Regions from separate parts of the Homo sapiens genome. Here region 2 is linked to region 1. The links are chromatin contacts, found by Hi-C or POLR2A ChIA-PET in ENCODE. All regions are on one chromosome and are shown on one strand. Each heading gives the region's core, a stretch centred on a gene start or an enhancer-like site at or near the end of the contact. The rest is flanking DNA. Distances are from core to core; before and after follow the strand shown. Region 1 overlaps GTF2IRD1 (GTF2I repeat domain containing 1). Region 2 overlaps GTF2IRD1 (GTF2I repeat domain containing 1).

What was found. Hi-C counts contacts between places; a loop is a spot of excess contacts on that map. ChIA-PET counts read pairs that join two places held with the same protein, here RNA polymerase II (POLR2A).
Region 2: a loop to region 1 is called in a map of ovary, with 1.9 times the contacts of the local background. The contact joins two enhancer-like sites. A Hi-C loop is called at or near these places in 4 of 168 maps with a recorded cell type or tissue (heart right ventricle, ovary, tibial artery and 1 more) and 1 of 37 single-sample maps with no recorded cell type. POLR2A ChIA-PET finds 5 or more read pairs at or near these places in 9 of 52 experiments (BJ, Caco-2, H1 and 6 more).

Annotation. Positions count from the first base shown.
Region 1 is chr7:74,493,418-74,497,244 of GRCh38, forward strand. The region is part of intron 1 of GTF2IRD1 (GTF2I repeat domain containing 1); the gene reads left to right. Among named protein-coding and RNA genes, the nearest start is that of WBSCR23, 37 kb to the right of the region's middle. RefSeq lists an enhancer at 1,698-2,296. Within about 2 kb of position 1,919, at least 3 of the 41 ENCODE cell types and tissues checked have a DNase peak (open chromatin) inside an H3K27ac peak, as active enhancers do.
Region 2 is chr7:74,568,229-74,572,055 of GRCh38, forward strand. The region is part of intron 22 of GTF2IRD1 (GTF2I repeat domain containing 1); the gene reads left to right. Among named protein-coding and RNA genes, the nearest start is that of MIR10525, 26 kb to the right of the region's middle. Within about 2 kb of position 1,688, at least 3 of the 41 ENCODE cell types and tissues checked have a DNase peak (open chromatin) inside an H3K27ac peak, as active enhancers do.

The DNA.
Region 1 (3,827 bases), core at 669-3,168:
CTTCTTATAAGGATGCATGTGATGGCATTTAGAGCCTACCCGGCTAAGCCAGAATAATCCCCTACCTCAAGATCCTTAATCACATCTGCAAAGTGATTTTGCCATATAAGGTAACACAGGCTCTGGGGATTAGGACATGGCTGTCTTTTGGAGGTCATTTTTTTGAGCCTATCTCGGGTCTCTAAGGGCAAACTCCAGCAGCCATTCTAGTAGACAGGTTCTCCTGTGATAGATGCCGGCCAGGTAAAGGAGACAAATGGAAGATCCCAGCTGACCCACCTCGGCTCTGTCCCCTCTGAGGGGACCTTATTCTCATTTATGTGGACTCCCTAAGCCATATATCTAGGCTGGAGTGCAGTGGTGTGATCTTGGCTCACTGCAGCCTTGACCTCCTGGGCTCAGGGGATCCTCCCATCTCAGCCTCCCAAGCAGCTGGGACTACAGGCATGCACCACCACACCCAGCTGATTTTTTTATTTTTTGTTGAGATGGGGTCTTGCCATATTACCCAGGCTGGTCTTGAACTCCTGAACTCAAGCCGTGTCCACTCTCCCAAACAGCTGCCCCCTCTTGGGGGGTACAGCAGCGTCAGCCTGGTGTGCCCTCAGGGTGTATCCGTTATTTATCTTGGACTGCATAAACCAATAGCCCAACATTAGCAGTGTCAAACAACAGTCATTTCTTCTTTTACTCTTCACATTGTGAGAGTTGTCTGAGCTCAGCCAGATGGGTCTTACTCAATCTCTCCTACAATTGCAGTCAAAAGGTTGCCGGTGGGAGTTGGAGGCTGCAGTGAGCTACGATCGCACCACGGCACTCCAGCCTGGGCAACAGAGCAAGATCCCGTTTCTAAATAAAAAGTTAGCAGGGCTTGAGGTCATTTTGAAGATGTTTCACTTGCTGGCCCGGGGCCTGAGCCGAGGAACAGCTGGGGCCCCTTGGGCTTCTCTGCTGCCCCCCGGCCCCTCCAGCACGGTGGCCTCAGGATAGTCGGGCTTCCCACGTGTCAGCTCAGAGTCCAGGGCAAGGGTCTGAGAGTGAGTGAGTGGCTGGGGGAAGTCTAGCGCCTTTGGGGACCTGGCTGCAGAGGTCACGTGTTGGCGCTGCCCACACATTCTGTTGGTTCAAAGTGGGTCTTTATTCAAATCACATTCAAGAGGAGAGAATTAGATGACACCACTTGTTGGGAGAAGTATTAAGAACTTATTTATTTATTTTTTTCACTTTGGGAGGCCGAGGTGGGAAGATCCTTTGAGCCCAGGAGTTCGAGACCAGCCTGGGCAATATAGGGAAACTCCCATTTCTATTTAAAAAAAACAAAAAACCAAAAAACTTATTTATTTATTTTTTAGAGACAGGGTTCTCACTCTGTCACTCAGGCTGGAGAGCAGTGGTGTGATCACAGTTCACTGTAGCCTCCACTTCCTGGGCTCAAGTGGTCCTCTTGCCTCAGCCTCCCCAGTAGCTGGGACTACAGGTATGCACTACCATGCCTAGCTAATTTTAAATTTTTTTTGTAGAGATGGGGGGTCTCACTATGTTACCCAGTCTGGTCTTGAACTCCTGGCCTCAAGCAATCCTTCTGCCTCAGCCTCTCAAAGTGCTGGATTACAGGCATGAGCCACCACACCTGGCCTAAGAATGTATTGTCAGATTTAAAACCATTGCAGGAGGATGGACCAGAGAAGAGGGCCCTGGGGCCCCAGAATGGGGGTTTATCTGCCAGCTGGATTCCAGGGGTCTGAGTACCCAGGTGTCTGGGGTGGGAGAGTGGGTGCAGGCTCCAGGTGGGCGTGTCCCCTTTGGGAAGGGCGGGACAGGGCCCTCCAGAGCCCAGGCCCAGGCTCTGGGCTGAGGCTAGGACAGTCTCAGAGCATTTCCCGCTGGACAGCCCCAGAATCTGACTGCAGTCTGTGCCAAGAGCACTTCGGCGTTCTGCTCCACTCCTGCCAGCCCCACCACGGACGTCACACCCCATCGGGCTCCCTTGTGCCTTAGTGCCTTTGCCTGAGCTGTCCCCTCTGTCTGGACTGCCCCATCCCTCACCATTCACCTTCTTCATGGCTCATGATTCTTCCAAACTTGCATCAACGGCCCCTCTCTTCGGAGGCCTTTCCAGGCCTTGTTATGTGTAGCAGGCCCGGGCACACACAGATGAAAGCAATCAGCCCTGTTCTCCAGGAGCCAGTGCATGGGGGCTCTGACACCTCCACATCCTGGAGGAGGAGGGAAGGAGGGGCTGAGGGAGCCCAACCGAGGGGCACAACAGGAGGTGTTGACGAGCCCACAAGAGCTAAGAGGGAGCCAGCAGCGGGGAAGGGCATTTCTTAAAAAGGGCACAGCAGGTGCAAAGGCCTGAGCGAGAGTGCAAGGCCCACCCAGGGGCCTGCAGACTGGAGTGTGGGGCTCTGGAGGGAAGACAGGTTCAGCTTGATCTGTGATGTGACTCCTGATGGGACAGTGAGCCTTTGGAGGGTGAGGTCATGCCCTGCGCGTCTCTGTGTCCCAGCACGACTGTGGCTGGGGCCAGCCACCTTCTCTGTGAAGGTTTTCACTGCATTCAGACTGTGCTGGGACTGGCCCCAGGAGGACTTGGACTAGCGTGTGTGTGAGTGAGTGTGCATGTGTGCACACATGTGTCTGTATGTGTGGACATGCATGTGAGTTTGCATGCATGTGTGTGCATATGTGTGTATGCATGTGTGAGTGTGCATGCATATGTGAGTGCATTGTGTGCACAAGTACGTGTATGTGTGTATGCATGTGAGTGGCTATGCGTGCGTATGTGTATGGGGTGTCTGCATGTGGGTGTGCATGCGTGTGTGGGTGTCTGCATATGTGTGTATGCATGTGAGTGGGTATGCGTGTGTATGTGGGTGTGCATGTGTGTGGGGGTGGGGGTGTGCATGGGGGTGTGCATGTATGTGCATGTGTGTGTGGGTGCATGTGTGTGTGCATATATGTGTGTGATATATGTGGGTGTGTGTGCATGTGGGTGTCAATGTGTGTGCATGTGTGTATGCATTTGAGTGTGGGTGTGCATGTGTGTTCATGTGGGTGTGCACGTATGTGTGTGTGTGTGTGTTCATGTGGGTGTGCGTGTGTGGGTGTGCATGTATGTGTGGGTGTGTGCGTTTGGGGGGTGTACATGTGTGGGTGTGCATGTGTGTGGGTGGGTGTGGGTGTGCATGTATGTGGGTGTGCGTGTGGGTGTGCATGTATGTGTGCGTGTGGGTGTGTGTGTGAGTGTGCATGCATGTGTGTGTTGACTTGCTAGTGCTCACACTTACCTCTGGGGCAGAGATGTGCTTGTTAGGTGCCCCCTCCCTCTCTCCACTCCATTCCAGCAAAGGTCACTGAGTGTCCTCTCTAGTCTTAGGAACGACACTCGACAGTGGACAATGAGAACAACCAAACACTTCCTCTCTTCCCCCCTCCCCCCATTTTGAAAAATTCTATTAAGGCCAGGCATGGTGGCTTATGCCTATAATCCCAGCAGGTTGGGAGGCTGAGGTGGGAGGATTGTTTGAGGCCAGGTGTTCAAGGCCAGCCTGGGCAACATAGCAAGACCCCATCTCTACAAAAAAATTTAAAATTAGCCAGGCATGGCGGTGCACACCTGTAGTCCCAGCTGCTTGGAAGGCTGAGGTGGGAAGATGGCTTGAACCCAGGAATTTGAGGCTGCAGTGAGCTATGATCACACCACTGCAATCCAGCCTGGGCAACAGAGTGAGACTCTTTCTAAATAAAATAAAATAAAATATAAAAACAGAACTACTATACAATTCAACAGTTCCACCTCTGGGTATATACCCCAAATCATTGAA
Region 2 (3,827 bases), core at 438-2,937, 75 kb after region 1:
GGTGTGGTGGCTCACGCCTGTAATCCAGCACTTTGGGAGGCCGAGGCAGTAGGATCACTTGAGCCCAGGAGTTTGAGACCAGCCACATAACAAGACTGCATCTCTATTTAAAAAAAAAAAAAAAAAAGAAGGAGAAAGGGCCGGGCGTGGTGGCTCACGCCTATAATCCCAGCACTTTGGGAGGCCCAGGCGGGCAGATCACAAGGTCAGGAGATCAAGACCATCCTGGCTAACACAGTGAAACCCCGTCTCTACTAAAAATACAAAAAATTAGCTGGGCGTGATGGCGGGCACCTGTAGTCCCAGCTACTTGGGAGGCTGAGTCAGGAGAATGGCGTGAACCCGGGAGGCGGAACTTGCAGTGAGCCGAGATTGTGCCACTGCACTCCAGCCTGTGCGACAGAGCGAGACTCTGTCTCAAAAAAGAAGAAGAAGAAGAAGAAAAAGAAAGAAACAGGATGGGTGGAAGAGGGTTGCTGAATGCTCATGCAAGCTCCTCTCTGCCTGCTCCTTCTCTCAGGGAGGGACAGGGGAGGGTGATGAGTCAGTGGACTAAATGTCCCCATGGGGATGAAGGACAGTTGGGGTCAGGTTTCTAGAGGGAGGGCTGGAAGGAGGGAAGGAGATGGCCAGAGAAGGATGTGGGACACAGAGGTGCCGCCATGGATCACCAAGAGGTTCAGGACTGGCCAGAGGGAGGAGAAGAGGTCAAGGTACGTGTGGGGCACTTGGATGACGCATCTGTGCCTGCACACAGCTGAAATCCCCAGGAAATAAGACGGGAGCAGGGTGGGTTTCTGCAGCCGAGGTGAGACCAAAATGCCAGCTCACTGCCACCCTCAGTAAAGACTAACTTGCCCTTTCCCCCAACTCCCCTCCCAGAAGTAGCTCACTCTCCTCTGCCTGCCACACATCGGGGGGTCAGGGAAAGCTCCCCCTCCCTGAGGAGCTGGTGTTCCCTAGGCCAGGGGCCAGTCCCTGCAGAGATTAGGAGCTGGGAAATCCCCTCCTCCCATCCCGCACGTCCACGCGTGCCAGACCCTGTGCTGTGGGCTTTTCACACACAGCCTCTTAGACGCTTAGCCTGTGAGGTGGGTGCTGTTGTCCTTCCTTCCCATTTTGTAACTGAGCAAACAGCCTGAAACAGACAAAAATCAGGTAGTTAGCATGAGGCCAAAGCCACTCCCTGGTCTATGCTGTTCTGCGGCCTGAGCCTGGGGTGGCCAGGTGGGGTTGTGCAGTGAGGGGGGGATGGAGAATAGCCCCCAAAAATGCTGCCGGAATGGTAAAGGGCCTAGCCTGCAAAGCTAGTAACTTGAGCTTTATTTTGTGGCACTGGCGGTTTTTCCAGTCATTGTAATGATACGATCAGATTTGCGCTGTCTTCAGGTTACCATGGTAACCATATTTCCACCCACCAAGGGTGGATTAGAGAAGGCAAAACTAGGGCAGAGAAGCCAGGGAGTGTTGAGAAGGTCTGAACCCAGGCAGTGGGCAGCTGGGCCCCACGATGGATGGGGTTAGGATCTAGAGGCAGCAGCAGGGTGTGAAGAGGGCGGAAGGTTCCGGAAGGGTGATGGTGGTGCTCGTCTCTAAGGCTGGGTCTGTGGGCTTGTGAGACACATCCAGGGGCCCATAGTGAAACCTGAGTGGTATTTAGTGCAGGCAGGGTGGCAGGCAGGCTGGGGGCCTCTCAGAAGCGTGGAGCTGGCAGAGAGAGACCTGCCCGGGGCATCGGAGGAAAGGGCGACTGTGCAGGAACAGAGTAGACGAGGTGGGGGAACCTTTGGGTAAGAAGAGCTGAGTCAGGAGCATTGAGGCAGCGGTTTTCAAACCTCAGAAGCAACAGCAGGGCCGGGCGCGGTGGCTCAGCCTGTAATCCCAGGACTTTGGGAGGCTGAGGCGGGTAGATCACCTGAGGTCGGGAGTTCGAAACCAGCCTGGCCAACATGGTGAGACCCTGTCTCCACCAAAAAATACAAAAATTAGCCAGGCATGGTGGCGGACGCCTGTAATCCCAGCTACTCGGGAGCTTGAGGCAGGAGAATCGCTTGAACCTGAGACGCAGAGGTTGCAATGAGCTGAGATCACACCACTGCACTCCAGCCTGGGTGACAGAGCAAGACTCTGTCTCAAAAAAAAAAAAAAAGCCAGACACAGTGGCTCATTGCCTGTAATCCCAGCACTTCGGGAGGCCAAGGCAGGAGGATTGCTTGAAGCCAGGAGACCAGCCTGGGCAACATAGTGAGACCCTGTCTCTACAAAAAATGAAAACATTGAGCCAGTGTTGTGGCACACATCTGTAGTCTCAGGTACTCGGGAGGCTGAGGAGGGAGGATCGCTTGAGCCCAGGAAGTCAAAGCTGCAGTAAGCTGTGATCACACCACTGCACTCTAGCCTGCGAGACAGAATGAGACCTTGTCTTTCAAAAAAAAATTCTAGAATTGTTCTTGAATAGCAGTGGTTAACGTTTTTTAAAAGCTTTGGAAGGTAGTGAACTCCCCGTCACTGGAGGCATTTAAGCAGAGGTTGAGCTGCCACTCACTAGAGAGGCCGCTTCCTATAGGGCTTGCTGCAGGAGAGGAGAAAGGGACAAGAGAGCCCTGCCGGTTTTGGAGGGGCTGTGGGGAGGACTAAAACCAAGGAGGGGCCCCTCTACCCACCAAATCCACTTCTCTTTGCTGCCCCGCCACCAGCTCCCCACAGCTCCTCCCTGCGTATGGGCCCAGCCACCCTTCTCCAGTTCCCTTTTGGGCAAACACGAGGGCTCTCCCCGGACCCAGGCCAGCTTCCGCTCCTTTTAGTTCTCCTCTCACCCTGGGGGTACAGCAGTCCCTGCCAGCTTGAGGGGACTGTGGGAAGGCAGCGCCCCACCTCTCCTTCCCCAGAGCAGGGGCTCCAGACCCCAGGGATGTGGCAGAGCTGCCAACTTCCTGTGTGACTCCAGCAAGTCAGGCTTGCCTACCTGGGCCTCAGTTTCCCTACTTGTAAAATGAGAAGAATTGCCCACGCCACGTCTGCCTCCCCTGGGGCCACCCTGGAGTGCATGACCAGGTGAGAAGGAGGGATGGGCTGTCATGAGTGGGAGGTGGTGAGGCAGAGAGACTGGCCAGGATGGAGCGGGGACAGCCTGGGAGGCCTGGCTTTGCAGCATGGACAGGGCCCTTCAGGCCTGGCCCTGGTAAGCTCTTCTGCTGACGTCCCCATAGCGGAGGAACCCGTACAGCCCCACTGGTCGGGGCCAAGCTCTTGGTGGGCTCCAGTTTTATCTAGGACATCCCCACATCGTCTCCTCTGTAAACGTTCCACTTTCATCTCAGTTTAAGGAACTATGTCAAATTACATGCTGCTAGCTGGGCACAGTGGCTCACGCCTGTAATCCCAGCACTTTGGGAGGCCAAGGCAGGAGGGTCACTTGCATCCAGGAGTTCGAAACCAGCCTGGGAAACATAAAGAGATCCTGTCTCGACAAAAAATAAAAAATTAGCCAGGCATGGTGGCGTGTGCCTATAGTCCCAGCTACTCAGGAGGCTGAGGTGGGAGGATCCCTTGACCCTGGGAGTTGGAGGCTGTAGTGGGCTATGATTTTGTCATTGTACTCCAGCCTGGGCAACAGAGTGAGACCTTGTCTCAAAAAAAAAAAATTACATGCCACCGAGGAAGATCATTCCACTTACACTCACCTCTCACCCCCACCAGAATTGTTTGAGGCCCATTTTGAGAAGCTCAGCTGTGGGTGAAATGCCTGCCAGGCACAGGGCTGTGATCCCTTTTCAGGGGGTACAAGTGGAGAAAAGCCAGAAGCCTCAAATACAGTAGCACCACTT